Regions from separate parts of the Homo sapiens genome. Here regions 2, 3 and 4 are each linked to region 1. A link is a loop called in an ENCODE intact Hi-C map of the cell type or tissue named here. Cell type or tissue: Caco-2. All regions are shown on one strand.

Region 1 (5,000 bases):
GTTTGGGCCCCCTGGCTGGTGCACAATATTATTTCAGCTATTTCCAGAAAATACTTAGAGTAAAGTTTTTATGGAAAAATGGGTTCTTGGTGTTGCCCCAACCCACCTGCTTCAATGACAATCAGGGCTCTTTTTGTATTGACTGAGCAGGGATCTGTTGGAGAGACGCGTTATCTCTGGGCTCTGTACCTGAATTATCCTTCTCTGGGGCATCGCATGGTGAGGGTTTTGATTTGAAGCATATGAGGAAGTGGTCCCCATGGAGCTCACCCATGGACCTGGGCTGTGAAAAGACAGACTTGTCTTGAATATATTTCTGGATTGGTTTTATAGGTGGGTGGATGGATGGATGAATGGATGGATAGATAGATACGGATAAGTCGAACGAGATAGATATGAAACATTGTGCTAATTCCATTATTCCTTCATAGCAAGGGAAGGAGTTAAGTGTTTACTAAGGGATGGCTGTGCTTGGGCACTTTACATGCACCGTCTCACCCCATCACATGGGGGTGAGATTACGTCTACTTGTGCTTACACCATGGAACATGAAGGAATGTTTTTCAAAGGGGCCAGTATATTTAATCCTCTAGGAAAAAAGCCAGATTGTAGTTGCTCCTTCCCAAAGAGTGGGGCACTTGGGGAAGGGTGGATCAGTAGAAAACTGAGCAGCAGGGAGCCTCTGTACAGGGTGCATAGGCTGATCCCGGAGGAGGCGTGAGTTCTGTGCGGTTGAGAGACCGTCATCTGTCATCTTGGAGGAAATTCTAAGCTAGGAAAGAGGTCGACGCAGCATCCCTCCACACTTTCACTTTAAGCAAGCACTTGATCTGCCGTGTGAAGAAACATCCTCATTCTTCAACTGAAGTCTTTTGAGTTGTTGAATTGCCACCACGCGGATAGTTACAATGAAAGCAAGCTGTTTGCATGCAGGAAGCCCATCTCATAAGCATGCTCTGAGAAGAGACGGGGACCGTGGATTTCTTGGTCTTCTTTCCATGAGGCCTTCCAAGAATTAATAAAGCAGATTCTTAATGGTTAGAACTAAGGCAGAGTCGAAATAGGAGACTTAATCTGTGTTTTGACTACATCCTCTGTTGTTGGTGACTATATTTTAAAACTTTTAAAGGTACTCAGGTCGACTGCTCATCCCTTCCTTCCAAAAATATTAATGGTGCACCTGCTGAGTGCAGGACCCTGTGCCTGAGTAATGCAGAGCTGCCCAGCAGGTCTCTGTGTTGCTGAGTTCTCGGTGAAGATGGGGATGGGAGACCTGTGCATGAGCAAGGCAGGCTGAGGCAGCAGAGACAGACTCTGTGGGGGGCTTGAGGGCCACCATACCCTGGACCTGCCTCCTCTCTGCAGCACCTGAGCTGCTTGATTGACCCATTTTAGGTGTGTTAAAAGTCCTATATTCAGTTTGGGTCTGAGGGCAAAGCATTCCCAGGCATTAGTTGTCTCCTCGAAGTCAGCAGAAGGAAGGATAGAGACTTCCTAGGCAAAGGCTAACGTAGCAGTTAAATTTTTTCAAATAAAAATCTCCTTCTCACAGAGCTTCTTAATAAGCTCCTGGCAAGGCTTCTATCAATGCATCCTGCCAGTAAAGAAGAAAGGAAGAAAGGTAAACAGCCTGGGCATCCCAGGCCTTCCTGGAACGTTCCTAGGATTGGCTGATTGTTTCTCATAGTTCTAATTAAATTGTTAGCCCCAGGGAAAGCACACAGACATCTGAACCGATTATGAATTCAGAATCGCAACTGAAATACCTCTGTTTAAATTTGTCTAGCTTTAATGCAAACCAAATCAATTAGCTGTCAGTCTGACTAATATTTACTCCACCCAGTCATTACAATTAAACACTTGGTGAAATTAGCTGTTTTATGGAAGTATTTAGTGTTATCTTTTATTGCAGTGCATCAGAACGTTTCCCTACGTTGGCAAAGCATTTTTATGATACCTTCACATCTGGAGAGTTGTGTAATTAATATTATTAACAAAAGGAAAAGATGATTTAATATTATTCAGAGACTTCGGAATGCGAGGCTGCCATTGTGTTCAAATGACCAAACTGGAAATGAATGTTATGGGGCTTAGGATAAAGTTCCATCAAATGCAGACGGTATCTTATTTTAATTAGTTCCAGTCCCTATTGTATAGGAGTGCTTTGATAAGTGATGGAATGTACAGTCCACCCCATGTCACATAAAAGCAGATAGAATGTACATTTGGGAAAGCAAAACAAAACTCAAGGGGGTGTCAGCAGCAGGACTCTGTTAAGCACGTGTGTGCACGCACACTTATTAGGCATCTTCTTCGCACTGATCCTGTACCGGAATGGTACAGTCATTTTCCTTGCATTCTTAATTACCTTTACTTGATGTTTTTCTTACCGTCTTTGAAAAGGGCCATTTTGCTCAGATTGCTTTGTTACTCAGCCCTGTCCTTGGAGGAACAGCCCAAGTGTTCGCAGTGTGCAGTTATCGGTCGCTGGGTTTTTCCAAGGCTTGTCATTTAAGCAAACTGAAAGCATTTGTTTTTAACTTGTTCTTTTGCCAAAAGTCTGGAGAAGGGTGGATATTACAGAAGCGTCGACCAATCACTGAAAGGGCTCACAAATTTTTTTAAAATTACTTGTTCTGATTATGTTCCAAGCTGGCTTATAGTTAGTCGTTGCTGCCTGTGTCTTCCAGACCTTACATTTTAGCATGATGACTTGGGTTCAGCTCTTTTCCTTCCCTACAGATCTCAGCCAGATTGGTGATGGAAATGGAAGGATAAAGATGTTCAGAGGGAGCCTTGGTGGCTCCTTCTAGGGCCGTAGGAGGCTTGGGTTCAATGCTTCATTTCAGTGCTTTAAAGCTTAGAAGTTGCAAAATGATTGCAAGGACCAGAGGAGGCATTCTGTTTTGTAGGATGGGACTTTGCCCCCGGAGTTTAATCAAAGCTCGGGTTTCCTTCCAGCAGTGATGCAATGTTGAAGCAGATCTTTCCATTAACCACAGATGGAATTTTATCTAACAGTTTTGTGTGCTAGAGCAATTCAAAGTGCAAACAAACAGAAAGTTCCTGACAAGAGCACATAGACAGTAAGTGACCACATTGGTCTCAGGGGTTGATGAACTGTGTCATGGGCTGAGGGCAGGGCCAGGCAGCTGCCCAGGGCCCAGAGGATTTGCCCACGTGGGGACGGTGGACTGCTCCCCCATGAGGGTGATCGAATGACAGTGACAAGTTGGCTGTTCACATTTTCAGCACCACCCAGCTGGTTCTAGTGGCATGGCTGCTAGGAATTGGTAAAAAGTTTGAATGTGTAAATTTACCTTAAAAGACAGCATTTTATTCTTTCACGACATGCTCTGCCCTTCCGCTTAGATATCTCAAAGACAATCCAAAGTCAGTATGTCCCAAACCCAGCTCACTGTCTCTGACCCTAGTCTGTCTCAGAGGGAAGCGCTCATCCGCATTCCACTGCAGTGCCAGCGGCCTCTCCTTCCCCCCTACACTTGTTCCACCTCCCGTACAACCTGGCCCTGCCATGTCCTGTGTCTCCTGCCCTAGGCCCAGCTCCTGTCATCTCTTGCCTGCACCACTGCACTGCCCTCCTTGCTGGCCTCATGTGGGCATCCTTGCCCCGGCCAGTCACCTCCCATGCTCCTGAGGGATCCTCTGAAATACGGCCACCACTGGCCTTTAAGATCCTCCTCGGGTGACTTTCGCTCTTTTTCCCTCTGCAGAGCTTTTGCACAGACGGCTCCCCACCTTCCCCTGCTGTTGCTCTCTTCCCCACCTTCCCCTCTGGGCTCCAATATCCCTGCCACCAGGAAGCCTGCTCAGAGGCTGCGGACTTGGCCTGCTCTTCTAGCAGTCGTATGTTTGTATTCTAGATCTGGCCCTAGAGTAGGAGCACACAGCAGTGTTTGTTGGGAACGATGACTAGTTCAGTTTGTTTGGGATCTGTCAGGGACAGACAGAGTCGGCAGGGGAGCTGCAGGTGGTTCCTGGGGGACCTGGATCGTCAGGCTTGGGAGGGCGTTCAGTGTTCCAGAACCAGAGGAGAGGCGATGGGAAGGCGGACTGACGCTGCTGTGCGGATGCCTCGGGAGAGAGGAACTTGGAGTTCAAAGCATGCAAGCCCATCTCTTGCCAATGCAACAGGAGGTTATCGAGGGTCAAGGCCACATATCATTTGCTTTTACTCCCTTACAAGTCCAGCAGCAACCCAGAGAACAGTAGACAATGCTTCCTGAAGCATATCTCAAGTTCCAGAGATGTGACTCCTATAAGCAAGTTGTGTGTAACATAAGCAACTTCTTTCTATGTAAATACTTTAGAAGTAAATTCTGACCCACCTTGGCTAAATTATGGAAAAATCCTAAATATAGTTTTCAGTTGACAAAGCTGTATCCTGTATTGCTGAAGCTAAAATAACAGAGGTACAGACAGTGACTGCATGTCAGACACGTTGAGCAGTGTTGGACCTCATAGTTTGTTAGTCTGCGGGGGCAGTTGTAACAAAGTCCCACAGGATGCGGGGACTTCAACCGCAGAACCGTATTGTCTCACACTTAGGAAGGTTGGAAGACTGAGATTACGGCGTTGGCAGGGTTGGTTTCTTCTGAGGTCTCTTGATCCTCACGTGGTTGTCCCTCTCTGCGAGTGGCTCTGTCCTAATCTCCTCTTCTCATGGGACACTGGCCAGATTGGATTAGGGTCCCCCGCATCATGACCTCATATTAACGTAACTACCTCTTTAAGGCCCTTATCTCCCATTACAGTCACGTTCTGAGCTACCCCGGGTTAAGATTTCAACATAAGAATTTAGGGGTTCACAGGTCAGCCCCTAACAATAGGTGAAGCTGGGCTCCAGCTGCCTCTTCTGTTGTCAGTGAGTGGAGGTGGGTGGCGGGCGGTGGGGAGAGGGGCACCTTCTGTCCCCTTTCAGCAAAATAAGAACTAACTTACAAATGAGTAGCTTTACTTTCCCAAAGAGCTTTCACACG
Region 2 (5,000 bases), 50 kb before region 1:
CCACAGAGCTGTGTGGACCTCGGGGGCCATGTGGAGAGCCAGAGCCTGAGTAATAAATCCCCTCCCTGCAGGACGACTAGCCAAGTTTTATTACAGATCCTATCACAATGAAAAGGGCTGGTACTCCCGTGACTGAGCTAATCCCGTCACCGTGTGAATCAATAGGAAACCCACAGGAGGCGATTCGATTCAGGATGTTCATTTTGGGAAGCTGGTCTTCCTACAACATCGGAGTCAAGATATTGCCGGGCACTTCCATGACAAATGGAAAGTTCAGCCCAAAAGGACCAGACTTGTTAGTAAAATACATTCAGATCTCTCCAAATAAAAATTCAGATGCATTTTAGTCTCCCCTCAGTACAGCAGGCTGAATCCCTTAATCTACCACATTATTATGGAAACACCCTTATCTCTGCCTGTCAAAATCACTGCCGTTGCGGGGGCTCCGTCTTGGGAGGCACCAGCTGCTTTATAATCATTTAGCTGATGTGCAGTTACATTATCTTGAAGCAGGCCACATATTTGAAGAACGGCACCAGATCCAGGATGAATCTGAGGGACATCCGGCCAGCAGGGGAAGGGGAAGAGAGGTAACACATGCTGCCCAGACATACTGCTGCTAGGTGACAATGCAATGCCTCCAACCCCGTCCCCTTGACTCAGGCCAATGTCCCTCTTCTGCAAGCCAGTTGGCTAGGCAGCCAGGGCCATGTCAGGCAGAGGCAGACTGAGAGTTCTGGGTACTGTTTCTGTCCAACAAGTATGGCCGGTTCTCCTCTAGGGCTGCCAGTTTGCATGAGGGCCTCATGTCTCTCCACTGGCAGGGGCTGGTGAGCATCCAGTCCATCTGTAGGAGGGACACACGGTGGCTGTCTTCTGCAGTGTGGGCAGGCCTGGAGTGACGGCCCAAGCAGCTGACCCCACTTGCCAGGGGAACGCAGGGAGGTGAAGTTACATCTAGTGTAGCAAAGCGAAGGCCATGTGGGACGTTGATCTCCAGGTTCCAAGATGGGCCCTTGGCAGGAGCCCTTGTGAACATGGATGTGGCCTGTTGGGATGGGGCCTCCCACCACGCCTCCTGTTCTCCCACCTCCATTAGGGGTGACTCACACCTGAAGAAATGATGAATCACGTGGGTTACAAAACCAAAGGGCTCCTGAGAGCGAGGCTGGAAAGGACCTCGGAAACCATCTATGCAGATCCTGTCCTCAGCCCATCCCCTCTCGCCCCAGCCTCTCACCTCCAGCTGCCAAGCCACAGACTCCAAGTGAATCCTGCACGCTCAACAAGAGACCGCTCCTGGAACTGACCATCAGAGAAGCAGCTTCCTTCCCACCTCAAGGCCTTCTCGACCTTTTTGTTTTACTTCCTATATTAAGCAGGTTGATGGCTTGCTTTCTGGAAGTGGGCCAGTAGGACCAATGGGTCCTGGGAGGGATGACAGAAGAGATCCAGCAGCGATCCTTACCCTTCATAATTCCTTGATTATGGTGTGAACATTTCCATCCATCTCCAGGGTGCTTCAAATCATTATCCACTGGATACCAGGCTGCTCCAGGAAGCAGGGGTGAGGATGATTCAGCTGACTTTCTACTGCTGGTCCCAGCTCAGTGGGTGCTTTTAAGAGTGTACATCGTCTAGTGAACACCTACCACACGGCAGGCCCTGGGCTCATAAAAACGAACGTTTACGGACAGCTTATTGTACAGCAAAAGCTGACCTCATCCTCAAATCAGCCCGACGGGGTAGATGCCACTGTTCCCCGCATTTTGCAGGTGGGGCGCCTGCCCTCAGCCACCACAGTCATTTGCCCAAGATCGCAGCGAGGCTAAGCGGACGGCCTGGGGGTTCACCTGCACGGCCTGGGGGTTCACCTGCGCGGCCTGGGGGTTCACCTGCACGGCCTGGGGGTTCACCTGCGCGGCCTGGGGGTTCACCTGCGCGGCCTGGGGGTTCACCTGCACGGCCTGCCTCCCAGCATGGGCCGCGGCCTCCGCCATGGGCTCCGTGCGGTGGTTTCTCGGGTACACGCTCGTGAGCCCGGCTGATGCGCCACATGCCTTTGCCCCGCTCAATGTGTCCCTTCAGCCAGGCTTGGTCCCGGGCGACCCACTGTCTTCCCCGCAGCTTCTTCTCCCTGGGACCCCGCACACGGGCGAGCCCTCCGTCTAGGGAGGCGGGCGAGGCCGCCAGGCGTCTGAGGCCCCCGCCAGGTGAGTGCGGCCTTCGGGTGTCCGGCCGGTCTAGGGAACCGGGGACTCACCTGAGACGCCGGGGCCTCCCCGCTCCCAGCAGAACTCGCGGGCCGAGGACGCCTCTGGGGCGGCACCGCGTCCCGAGAGCCCCAGAAGTCGGCGGGGAAGTTCCCCCGGTGGGGGGCGTTTCGGGCCTCCCGGACGGCTCTCGGCCCCGGAGCCCGGTCGCAGGAGCGCGGGCCCGGGGGCGGGAACGCGCCGCGGCCGCCTCCTCCTCCCCGGCTCCCGCCCGCGGCGGTGTTGGCGGCGGCGGTGGCGGCGGCGGCGGCGCTTCCCCGGCGCGGAGCGGCTTTAAAAGGCGGCACTCCACCCCCCGGCGCACTCGCAGCTCGGGCGCCGCGCGAGCCTGTCGCCGCTATGCCTCCGCGCGCGCCGCCTGCGCCCGGGCCCCGGCCGCCGCCCCGGGCCGCCGCCGCCACCGACACCGCCGCGGGCGCGGGGGGCGCGGGGGGCGCGGGGGGCGCCGGCGGGCCCGGGTTCCGGCCGCTCGCGCCGCGTCCCTGGCGCTGGCTGCTGCTGCTGGCGCTGCCTGCCGCCTGCTCCGCGCCCCCGCCGCGCCCCGTCTACACCAACCACTGGGCGGTGCAAGTGCTGGGCGGCCCGGCCGAGGCGGACCGCGTGGCGGCGGCGCACGGGTACCTCAACTTGGGCCAGGTGAGTGCGGCCGGCCCCGCGCGCCCAAAACTTTCCCGGCGGCCTCCGGCGCGCGCGAGGGGGGCGCCTCCGCAGTCCTGTCCGCCCGGCCCCGGCCCCGCGCGCGCGTGGGAAGGCTCCGGGACCGCTTGGGGACGGCGGGCGGCCGGGGCGCCCTGCGGGGGGGGGTGTCGCCCGGGGGGGCGCGCGCGGGACACTCGGCGGGGTGGGGGGGACTGGGGTCCCGCGTGGGCGCCCACGCAGGTCCGGCGCGCCGACCGCAAGTCCCCCGGCAGTGCCGCCCAACCCCGCGCTCGGAAGTGTGGCCTCAGAAGCCGGGGCGGCGCGGACACCTGCCGGGCTCCGGGGGAGTCTGGGCTGCCTCAGGCGTCGCGCGCCGTCCGCCGCTGGGTCCTGGGCGCCCACCCGGCTCTCCCCCGCGGGGGAGCGGCCCCTCTGCCCTCGACGGGCGGCGCGAGCTCCGGACCCGGTGCGCGCGCCAAGGCGGCCGCGGCCGCTGCTTGGGTGACATGAGCGTGGCCCGGCGTCTCGGGGACTCGCGCTCCCTCGGTGTCCGCGGCTCCCGGGGGTAGATGGCCGGGAGCCTGCACCCTGGAGCCCGGCCGCCGTCGGAGAGGCCTTGGGACAGCGCAGGGCCGGGGGTCCTGGGTTTAAAACCTCTCCAGGAGCGGAGGGAGGGCGCTTTGTGTGGGGGCTTCTGCCGCGGTTCTGATGGCCGAGCGGTGTGACCTTTGGCAAGTCGCTCCCCTGACAAGCTCCTTTGCAGTCAGTGGCAATGTCTACACCGCTGGGTTGTCGGAAAGATCTAATGCTGCGTTGCCACAGAGCCTGGACCGGGGCCTGACCCTCACCGGCCCCCACGGGGCCCTCCCAGCCCCGCAGCCCTCGGCTGTCCCCTCTTCTGTCAGTGAGCAAGCAGGCCACGCCCTGGGCACAAAGGCGGCATTACCCTCAAAGGACCTCCCGGCGGGTCCCTTTTTCCTCTCTCAACCAGCTACCGGGCTGAGGGGCGGTGAGTTGGGGTTGATCCATGTTTATGGCTCCTGGAGAGGCCGTTATTTTGAGGTCACACCAGGGGACCTCTCAGTGCAGTTAACAAATCTACAAACTACACACTCAGAGGGTTAAGTGAAGTGACAGGGAAGCACCGACTCATAACTCTAAACCTTAGTGCCAGGCAGTGTTAAATGTAGTTTCATCGTTATCCGTGGCAGAAGCCAGCAAGGTGTGGTGGCGTCCCTGATTGATAGAAATGACATTAGTTCTGCATCCCAAGCCCCACGTTGATGTACTATTAGGTGTGTGGCTGGAGGGGTGGATTCCACCATTCGAATGAAGGAATCTTCACAAGGCAGGTTCGAGTTTACTGAAAGAATGCTAGCACATCTTTGGAGACCTTTTAAATATATGCATATATATATATAAAATGTTACATATATACACATATACACACATACATATACGCACATGTATATCCATATAGATATTTAGTTTTTTTAACCACTCAAGGCCCTCCAAACATCCTGTGATTTCAGATTTTGCCGTCGGGTAGCACTGACTTCGTTTGTCTCTGTAGTTCTTGACTCTCCCTGGCTGATTGTCCAGGCTGAAGAAGGTGTTCCTCATGTTTGCGTAGTGCCCCTGGCTCCTGCCACACTTCGCTGCTGTGCCCAGGTGGCCCAGCAATTTGTCTTCAGCTAAAAGTGACTCTTAAACTACGCGATAAATTACAAAGTGCCTGGGTTTTGGGATTCTAAAATTAAATGAGCAGAATGGAGCTGAAATTGAGCTGTGAGCTCACACTGCAAGAGAGAGGCAGAGAGGCACAGGTAACTCTCCCCGGAAATTTCTATCTGTGGGAATAAAAATGCCTAACCCTTGGCCATGCCGCCCCTTTGAGACAACCTCTGTCAGGCTCACTGAGTTCTTAGTGCAGTCTGCTCTCCTGGTTTTGCGGATGGGAGAGAAGATTCGCCCCGATGCACACTCCGTACCCAGGATATTCTGGGGAGTTAATCGGGGTCTCCCCAGCTCTGTCTAGTGCAGCCAGCATGAATGCCACGCAGCCCGGTCACTCAGGCATGGTGCTGG
Region 3 (5,000 bases), 92 kb after region 1:
AAAGAGGGGTCCAGTAGCCACCATGAGATAGTGCTTCCCCTGTGTAGATAGAACAGATGTGAGTAACCCTGAAGCACAGATAATGACAAAATATAGTGAGATCATGAGGAAGGGGCAATTTGTGAATATTCATTACCTTTGTTTTTAGTATAATTTATTCAATTGTAAGCTTCTATAATTTAATGTTTAATAAAGACTGTGTTTAACAACCAGCTCACAAAGGTTCTGAAAATGTTCACAATCAGTTCCGTTAAGCCAGTGCTGGTCGGCTGCAGCGCACCACTGCATATTGGGAATTGAACGGGTAGAGGGTTGTCTTTCTCTTGGGACAAGCACACTTTAAGGGGAGCGTATTCATTGCAGGACCAAGGCTCAACGTGCACTGCTCCCCACCCGTCCCAGCTCCTCTTTATGCTTGCGGGGGCCAGCCACTCTCCAGTCCTCCCCAGGAATATACGTCGCAACCAGGCATTCTTTTTTCATTGGCCTCATTCTTCCCAGGGCCGGCTCAGAGGCCCCCCGGTCTAATTGCCATTGGTTTAACTGCTGTTTAATAAATCAAACTATTTTTCTGACTAAATCTTGCTAATCAGTAAATAGTGATCATCTGAATTCTCCATATGCTAAAAAGTCATTTTTCCAAGGGGTAAAATTAAAGTAATATTTGGCATAAAAAAATTCTAATACACAGGCAGACACCTTTATGTCTAATATCTCAACTGTAGAGGTTAGATAATCACAGAGTGCTATACTGTGTTATAGCCTTAAAATGTAGAGTGCTTACAGATCACTAAGAAATATTTAAATAATATCACTAAATAGGCCAAAATCCTGAAAAGCAATTCGTAAAGAAAACATACAAATAACCAGTAAACACAAGATAGTCAACATTTGTAGTATCCAAATAAAATATAAACTAAAGGCCAGGTGCGTTGTCTCACGCCTATAATCCCAGCACTTTGAGAGGCCAAGGCAGGTGGATCACGAGGTCAGGAGTTGGAGACCAGTCTGGCCAACGTGGTGAAACCCTATCTCTATAAAAATACAAAAATTAGCCGGGCATGGTGGCGTGCACCTGTAGTCTCAGCTACTCGGGAGGCTGAGGCAGGAGAATTGCTTGAACCAGGGAGGTGGAGGTTGCAGTGAGCCGAGATTGTGCCACTGCACTCCAGCCTGGGCAACAGAGACTCCGTCTCAGAAAAAATAAAAATAAAAAAAATAAACGAAAACACAAGAAGGCAAAATCATGATAGAAAGCCAACAAGCAGCAGTTGCAGAGATGGTAGAACAAATGTGTGAAACGAATCTGTATGGCACTCTGCACTCGGGGCCACAGAGTGATGTGATTTAAAGAACGGGAATGCAGGGGCAGAGGAGCCTGGGTCCCACGCTGGCTGCACCGGTGACGGGCTGGGAGACCTGGGACTGATGACTCCCTCATCAGCGTCTTACCAGCACCTGGTGGACATGAAATTTCTCACGCAGCCTGTGTAGGTTGTCACAGAAGCCCAGGCTCCTCTCCCCTCTCCCTACCTGCCACTGCAAGTGTGTGTTTTACCACAGCCTTTAGGAATTGGTCCATTTGCTCTCTGGGAAAATTCCAGCCTGGAGAAGCTGGTAGAGACCTGCCTCCATGCCTCTGAGGAAAATCAAATTGGCTGCGACCTCTACAGAACCCAGGAATTTGGAATTCACTGAATCCAGGGTTGCTGCGCTGGAGGCAAAGCTGGGCTGCTATTGGGTTGGCTGGCCCTAAGGGAAAACTCTTCTGACTTTTGAACTCAGCAGGTACATTTCTATTCTTCCTTTCTTCTTCTTAAGCAACACTTTTCCCGAGAAAAACAAACAAAACTTTGCTAACCAAAAGCTTTGTGTTGAAACTGCCAGGAGGAGATGATAAGCCAAGCATTGCCTTGGCTCCTCAGGACTTTTGCAGGCCCCCGGGGCAGAGCCATTCAGGAAGTTCCCACAGGGCTTGGCTTTCTTTGGAGCTCAGCCCAGTGCACCTGACTCTACCCTGTGCTTCTGTGGAATCCCAGCTTTGGTTCTGTCCTTCCCAGAAACCTGAAAGTTGAAGCCAAGACAGGATCAAGGAAGGTCTAGTCAGAACTGTGGTGCTTTTGCCAAAACTTGCAGAATAAGCTATCGGGGCACAGATCAGTTACGAAAACCAAATCTGACCCGTTATCCAGGCGACTTGAGTGAGAGGAGCAGGAGGGTGGCGGGAGGAGACCAGGCTGCCGCAGACACTGGAGCTCCTGAACGGGATTTGGACCTCAGGGTGGTGTTTAGGGAGAGCCCAGAGCAGAGCAGCTGGCAGGCGTGGTCTGAGTTCAGCTGGCCGCTTCCTGGCCTGGTCACGGAATCTCTCAGTCTCTGTTTCTGCACGTGTGTGATGGGAATAATAGTGTCTACTTCAACGGGCCTGGGGAGATTCAAATGGAGGAAGGTTTCATATGAACAAATCCTTTATGAGGAGTTTCAAAGGTTTCAGGATTACAATCTTTGTCCATAGTGCCTATAACATCAGAAACACCAAGAAGTGTTTCTTGATATTGAGCTTCCTTGAAGCCAATTACACATGTCAGTTACATATCGAATTCTGTGTTCTGCCTTGTGCTGTGACGGTGTCTCACGAAGGTGCTGCTATACCTTTGGAAGACTCCAGAAAGCCCAGGGAAGCAGGTTCTTTTCAAACATGATAGTTCACACTTCATACCTCGAAGCATGTATTTTGATGACGTTTTACTCCGCAAATGTCACACTGGCCCCACTGCGTGTCTCCCCAGACTGGCCCAGCCCTGCTGTCGTCAGGCCTTGCCTGTTGCCCAGTAAAGAGATCTAGCCCTCACTTCCTTGCCTCGGCTCCCCCAGCCTCCCCCACGGTGAAGCCTGGGCGTTGGAATGGCTGCTGACGTTCCCACCGGGGAGGAGCAGCGGAGGCGCAGGGGCCGGTCCGACCCAGCGGGACCCCGGGGGGGCGGGGGTTGTGGCTTTTCCCTCCACTTCCAGGTGAGGCTTGGTATCAGGCCTCCCCAGCATCTGGCTGCCTGGAGGGGGCAGGTAACACAACCCAGAAGGAAGGTTTACCCAAGGAAAGACAGGACATAAAGTGTATGCCCTTCCTGTCTGAGGGCACATTGGTCTCACAAGGCCTGTTTGGAAGACTTCCCCCAGCTAAGCAACCACCCCGTTTCTTTGTGGAGCTGCAGCCAGCTTGAAACACAGCTCCTTCCATTTGTCAACCCCGGGCGCTTCCTCCTGCTGCCCTCCACTCCTGTTGCCCTGGGATTGCACCTCCCAATAAAGCTTCAGCCCATGGGCTTCACTTCAGTCCCTTGTTTTCCAGGGAACCTGGACTAAAACACGTGTTCCGGTGGCAGATTGAACAAGAGCTTTGGTAATCTCTGTGAAATACTGCAGAGGGACAGATGACCAAAGCCACCACATTTAGAACTTTGGCTGCCTTTGGAAGTCCAGAGCTGGATCTCTCAGCTCCCGCCCCCAGAGGCTCAGCACTTTGGACATGGCTCACAAACAGTTGTTGATTGACTGCATGAATGCGTGTGCGTGCAAGCATGAACCTTGTTTAAATCAAGAGCTTACATAATTTTAACCAGTTCTGTCTTCAGCTGTACATACTCAGTAAAATGTTTAATGAAGGGGAAGAGATTAGTCTCTTCTGTGTGACCATGTTTTCCCTTTATTCATCCTAAAAAGTTCCATGAATTCTTGATTTCCTTTCAGTGGCCCTTTCAACAATGTCTTTTTTCCCAAGAGCATAACTGTTCTCATTTTATTGCTAGCCATCTTGATCTGTGTTTTATTGACATCTCTTTTGAGCTAATCTTCATTTCTAAGATAAGAGTTGAGATTTTGCAATCTGTGTTCGATGGCTCAATCTATCCTGTGCTTGATGCTAGAAAGGAAGACAGATTTAAAGCACATGCCTTCTGTGCCGGCTTTCAAGTTTGTCACTAAACTCTCATTTCTGGAAAGTGCAATTATAGAGTATCACTCCCACTTCCTTGGAAACAGAGCTGAAGAACTTGGCACACTCTCCAAACAGTCACCATACACACTGTTGTCAAAAAGTTCCATTTTTAACCCCATTTGCATTAATATTGCAGTCAATCTCTTTACCTCCTTTTCTCTTTCACGGGGCCGTGACAGTGACGCCTTTCCCCAAAACTCTCCTCGTTTGAGAAAAAAAGAAGTATGTATCCCCACTTATCTCGGGGAGAAATGCAACCAACTGCTGCTGTGCACATTTATGAATCACAGTATTGTTTAGTCGGTTCTGTATCTCCAGTAGAAAGCATAACAAAAAGATGACCTTTGTCTCACCTCATAGCTAATTTTTGCAAATAAAATACTAAACATTGATGAAAATGAAAATGACAGATCTGAGGAAGAGGGAGAGCTCTCTTGAAACCCCTTTCCCAGATTTGCCCTCAGTTTTAGGAATGAGGTACGCTTGGGCATTCCTGTTGCCTGCATGGTTCGGCATTCTGGCAGCCAGGTTCGCCCCAGAATAGATAAGTGTGTTTGATTTTCGAACATTTGACTTTATTACCTATTTCCAGAAACACTTCGTGTTCAAACTACGTCTCTACAGGCATTTCTACTTGGTCTTTTTCTCCCCTGACATTTCACAGAGTCCTAACTGTGCTGCATGTATAACTTGTTCTTTCTTTTTGTTACTTGCATAGCAAGCATGTTTCTATGTCATTAAATATCCTTTGTAAGCAGCATTTTATAGATTTTTATAATACTTCACCAACAGAAGCACCATAATTTATTTAAGCATCTCTCTATTGTTGGACATGTAGATTGCTTTCCATTTTTTCCTATTATGAGCGGACAGCTTAGTACAAAAAGCCTTCTCCTGAATTTAAAATTATTTCTTTGGGATTATTCACCAGAAGTAAAATTACTGGGATAAATAAGAGGTGGAAACCACAAATATGCCTGCCTTTGATACATATTGCCAATTTGCT
Region 4 (5,000 bases), 140 kb before region 1:
GAACTCCCATGAGGTGATCCTTGCTGAAGAAAAAAAGAAAATTTGTTCCCAAGCCAGAAAAGGAGGTTGCACAGAAGAAAATGTATCCCAGAAGAATCTGAAGAAACAAACATTTACGGCGTGGGAAGAAGTTCAGCATAAAATAGATGCAAATAAAAGACTTAAAAGGGAAGAAAAAGAATGGCACATCCTTGACCAGAATCGGACTCAGATATTTGCCCCTCCACCTACATCTCTAAGCCAGAGAAACAGAAGTTCTCAGGCCGTATCAGAACTTTTCTGTAGCAATAACAGTCCTGCTGAGGTGGCCCGAGGAGCTGAAACAGACGAGCTTTGACGAGTTTAGCAGAAATAAGGAAGAGATGAGCTGATTGTTGGCAAGTGCACCTCTTCTCTCTGTCTGAAGCGAGATCTTTGAGACATTCTTCATCCATTCCCCGGGGACCTAGGAAATGAGCAGAGTCCCCCTCTATGTGTGTGCTTTCATAGAAGTGCCCGTTACACTTCTCCCGCAATTTACGGGACCACATCTGGTTGGCTATCTTGGTCAGCTTTAGGATATTGGCTCGAAAAAGGGTCATAAATTTTATTTTCAATTTTGTTTCTGTGGCTTTTATACTTTAATATGCCCTTGCAGACGTGCCGAGTGTGATGTTCCGGTTAAGGAGAGAAATGGCTGCTAGAGAGGAGTGCTCCACCTGGGAAAGGGTTTTTGGTCTCAGAAAGAATCCCTCTCTCCTTTGCGGGGGTCAGGCCAAGTTGGGGCTCAAGTTAGTGAGTGCGTGGTGTGGCCTTGCCGGTATGTCTTTTGTCTGGCCAGCTGTCTTTAGGAGGCTAACCCTCCTTCCTTTTAGTTGGCACTGACCCCACCTCTGGTGACAGAGTTTGAGACGTGACTCAGATCCAGCCAGTCAGATAATTTGACCCTCCTTGGGATGGGGAGAGACCATCGAAGCTGGGCCAGTCATTGCCTTCATTGGAGCTGCTGGGCAACAGGCTGCCCACCCCCTGGGTCCAGCTATGCCTGAAGCGCTGTGCTTTCCTGGAAGTCCCCATGACTCAAAGCAATAAGTCCCCCACCTGCCCCTAAACTTATAAGCTATTGTGAGTTGGAATTCCATCACTTGGAAATGAGTCATGAGTGACAAATGAGTCTTGAATACAAATCTGGGGTGTATGTTCGGAGTTCCCCGGGACAGCAGCACTGGCCCCCGACTCCCAGTTCTTCCTCCACAGAGGGGTGTTTGAACAGTGTTGGAAGAGGCTTAGCCATTCCATTCAGCCCACACCTGCCACGACAATCCCAGGACAGTCCTTCTGGCCCAGCCTCCGTTTTCTCTCCTATAAAATGAGTTGCTCAACCTTGAGACCTGTGAGAATTAAGTGGGAAACCAGAAATAACTCAAAACAGCAACGTCTGACAATCCCTTTTCTCTGATTCCGAAGGTCAAAGAGCTCTGAAAGGAAGGTTTTTCCTAGCTTTTTTTGATGGCCAAAACCTGACCCCATCTAAATGAACTGCCATGCAGCTGTCTGTGAAAGTCAGTTCCCTTCCCCACTTTGTGTTTCCTTATATTCTTTGATTTCCTTCCCCCAGAGCACTTCCAGCCGCGCCATTCAGCAAACGGAACTGAGCCTCCTGCTCTGTGCAGGGAAGTGAGTCCATCCCTATCTCCTGCCTTCAAGGAGGTTAAAACCATGATCAAGAAGTGGGGAGGGGGGCAGGGGGTCAGCTGCTGGCTCCCCACGCACAGCCCCTTTGTGGGCTCTTTGTCTTTCTCTCTCTCTCTGTCTCTCTCTATCACTGCGTGTGTGTGTCTCTCTCTCCCCCCTGGCACAGTCACACAGACCCTCTACACAAGGGGACACACATGCACACACATATGTACCCCACACACATATACATATATACACGTTCCTGGGAGATATGATCAAAGTTATTTATGGGTTCAAAGGAGTGAGTCCTGGCAGGGGTGGGCACTGCGGTGAGTGTGGCAGATGTTGGACCACCGCCCCTCCACTCCAGCATCCTTGGGGATATCCTCTGGGGGGCTGGAAAGTTCAAGCCCACGTTTCTCAGAACCACTTGCCTCTGGGCTGTCAGTAAGGGCCTGACAGCCAGATGCATGTCACCTGGACAGGGAGGTGAGGCTGAGGTCTTGCTCCGATTGCTTTCATTCTGCTCTGACCACAGAGATGGTGGCGAAGGCACTTGGTTTTCTGCAGCGGTGGAGGCAACAGTGTCATGCCTGTGGGAGGCAGGCAGAGGGCGTCTGTGTGGCTGGTGTGGATCACGACTGAGGGACCAGCGTCCTGGGCATGAGAGGCAGTTGAGCCTCCTCCGCAGAGAGGCTGTGCATGGGGAGCCCGCCGCTGATCCTCCGCCCCCTCCCCACTTCTGGGTCATGTCAGAGATGCAGCTCCAGTTCTGCAGTGTGAGGACCAGTTCCAAAGCCACACTGAGGGCCTGTGCCTCCAGCCCAGGTGACTTTGTGCACACCCAAGCCTTCAGTTACCCTGTTTCTACATACACCTCTGAGGGTGGTTTCTGGGACTGCAGTGAGCTCTGAGCATCACGGGGCCACGTGAGAATAGTGCAGGAGAAGTCACCGGACTTGAGGGGGAGACACATCCCAGGGGACTTGGGACTCTGAAGGGTGCTGTGTGAGGAAGAACTGGACTGGGTCTAGAGGTGCCTCAGTGATGCTGACGGGGAGAGGGCGGACCAATGGATAGTGTAGACGTCCATGGAGGACAGCCTGGAGAGGTGACTGTGAAACAATGTTCTGCACACAGCTCCAAGACATGTGGACCCCGCTTCTGCCCCTGGGACTCGGGGAGGCAACATATCCATTTAAGAAGGCTGCCCAGCACGGAGACCCTGGGGAGACATCAGGCTGGTTTAGACCAACAGGTAGAAGAAGACAGGAGAAAAGATTAAGGATGGAAGGGAGATTATTTATCACCAAACAGGACATGTTCAGGGCAAGAGAAAGGGCTCATGGAAGGACCTGAAGAGGGGCAGGGAGTGAGGAGAGTGGGTCCGGGCCCCCCGAAGATGCAGCTAGAGGTAGGAGCCAGAGAATGGAGGCAAGTGATGTCCCTGGCAAATGGCGTCCTCTGTCCCTGGGGTGATCCTTACCTGTCCCTCCTCATTGCTGGATTAAAAATTAGCTCTGGGCCAGGCATGGTGGCTCACACCTGTAATCCCAGCACTTTGGGAGGAAGAGGCAGGTGGATCATCTGAGGTCAGGAGTTCGAGACCAGCCTGGCTAATATGGTGAAACCCAGTCACTACTGAAAATGCAAAAACTAGCCAAGCACGGTGGCGGGCACCTGTAATGCTGGCTACTCAAAAGGCTGAGGCAGGAGAATCTCTTGAACTCAGGAGGCAGAGCGTTTTGCAGTGAGTCAAGATCTGCCACTGCACTCCAGCCTGGGCGACAGAGCTAGACTCCCTCTCAAAAAAAAAAAAAAAAAAAAAAAGTTAGCTTTGGGGCTAGGGATAAGCCTAACCACCCATATTTCCAACCCCAAAAGCCTCCAAATAAAATGAAATCAAGGTTGTGTTACTTGCTGGGCTAATATGATTAACCACAGATTATTAAACTGGTCCATCATTTTCCATTTGTCCTTAATTTTTTTCCCAATGAACTTATATCGGCAGATTTAATTATTTTTTTAAAAAACTGTCTTTAGCAGGACAAAATGCGGAGGAAAGAAATGATATTGGAGTTCCTTTCCCATCCCTCTTTCCTCTTGCCCCTTTTCTTTTCCTCCATCTGATGCTGCTCTGGTGGAGGTTGGGGATGGGGTGGGCCAGGGATGCAGAGAGCCGGGACACAGCTGGAGTGTGGGGTTCCCTGCCTCCAGAAGGGATGGCAAGGGCCATGGGGTGGGGGCAGAGAGGGAGAAGGACCAGGCTGTGAGAGGAGGCTGCTGGGAAGGGCTGGGGCCCATTGTCCTAACCAACCTTTGTCATCCACCCTGATGGATGGACGTCATCCATCCGTGACCAATGCTAGGTCACCCTCAGCTGCCATGGTGGGCTCAGCTGTGATCCCACCACCTGGAGCTTAACGCCTGTCTTCCTTGCTGGGAAGACTCAGAACCACACAGACCTGCTCCTCACCCTTCACAGCCAGCACTGACCTCAAGGAGCAGCAAGGCAAGCCCTCAGCATCCCTGGTTTTCTGAGGTGGACTCTCCCTGACTATTCACCCTTTTCTGTTGCCTTCTAGACATACCACCCATTTAATTTTTAGCATTCTGATAGGTCTCTCAGTGTTTTGCTTACATTTTGATATTGAGCATCTTTTCACGTATTTACAAGCAGTTGGAATTCTTTGGTGAATTGCCTGTTTCTATCCTTCATCCATTTTCTAATAAGTTGTTTCTTGTTTTGCCAATATGCAGAGCCTCTTTATATATTATGCATGCTAATCCTAAGTCTACTATGTATGGTGAATATTTTATCTCAGCCTGTCCTTTAGCTTTTTAAAAATAAACTATTTTTTAGAGCGGTTTTAGGTTTACAGCAAAATTGAGCAGAAGGTGCAGAGATTTCTCATACACCCTCTCCCACTACAGGCACAGCCTCCCCTATTACCAACATCCACCAGCAGAGTGGTCCGTTTGTAACAATTGATGAACCTGCACTGAGGCAGCATTATCAGCCCGAGTCCATCATTTACCCTGGAGTTCACCTTGGTGTTGTACATTCTCTTTTTTTGAGACAGTGTCACTCGCTCTGTCCCTTAGGCTGGAGTGCAATGACACGATCTCAGCTCATTGCAACCTCCACCTCCTGGGTTCAAGTGGTTCTCCTGCCTCAGCCTCCCGAGTAGTGGGATTACAGGCGTGCGCCACAATGCCCCGCTAATTTTTGAATTTTTAGTAGAGATGGGGTTTTCCCATGTTGACCAGGCTGGTCTCAAACTCCTGACCTCAAGTGATCCAGCCACCTCAGCCTCCCAAAGTGTTGGGATTACAGGCATGAG

The links. Peaks named below come from ENCODE experiments on the same cell type or tissue, not always from the same donor. Only the 100,000 strongest peaks of a DNase experiment are listed, where the experiment ranks them.
Region 2: a loop joins it to region 1, with 5 times the contacts of the local background. A loop is called at or near these places in 12 of 110 quality-filtered maps.
Region 3: it touches region 1 in a loop (12-fold over the local background); 2 of 110 quality-filtered maps call a loop at or near these places.
Region 4: it touches region 1 in a loop (2.8-fold over the local background); 2 of 110 quality-filtered maps call a loop at or near these places.

What each region holds. Positions count from the first base shown.
Region 1 is chr15:101,437,681-101,442,680 of GRCh38, reverse strand. The region is part of intron 2 of PCSK6 (proprotein convertase subtilisin/kexin type 6); the gene reads left to right. Among named protein-coding and RNA genes, the nearest start is that of PCSK6, 50 kb to the left of the region's middle. In Caco-2, no CTCF peak of the experiment used is centred here; a DNase peak (open chromatin) is centred at 3,050.
Region 2 is chr15:101,487,283-101,492,282 of GRCh38, reverse strand. PCSK6 (proprotein convertase subtilisin/kexin type 6) reads left to right here and starts at 2,576. Exons shown (of 22, transcript NM_002570.5): 1 at 2,576-2,909. The coding sequence starts at 2,613. LOC124903566 reads left to right here and starts at 3,130. Exons shown (of 2, transcript XM_047433427.1): 1 at 3,130-5,000. LOC107987228 (a long non-coding RNA gene) reads right to left here and starts at 2,516. Exons shown (of 2, transcript XR_001751730.2): 1 at 1,959-2,516; 2 at 1-1,895. In Caco-2, no CTCF peak of the experiment used is centred here; DNase peaks (open chromatin) are centred at 2,430, 2,842 and 3,674; H3K4me3 peaks cover 2,300 bases.
Region 3 is chr15:101,346,127-101,351,126 of GRCh38, reverse strand. The region is part of intron 13 of PCSK6 (proprotein convertase subtilisin/kexin type 6); the gene reads left to right. Among named protein-coding and RNA genes, the nearest start is that of PCSK6-AS1, 14 kb to the right of the region's middle. In Caco-2, no CTCF peak of the experiment used is centred here; a DNase peak (open chromatin) is centred at 1,946.
Region 4 is chr15:101,576,018-101,581,017 of GRCh38, reverse strand. No RefSeq gene overlaps it. Among named protein-coding and RNA genes, the nearest start is that of LINC02348, 36 kb to the left of the region's middle. RefSeq lists an enhancer at 529-1,728. In Caco-2, a CTCF peak has its summit at 2,277; a DNase peak (open chromatin) is centred at 2,277.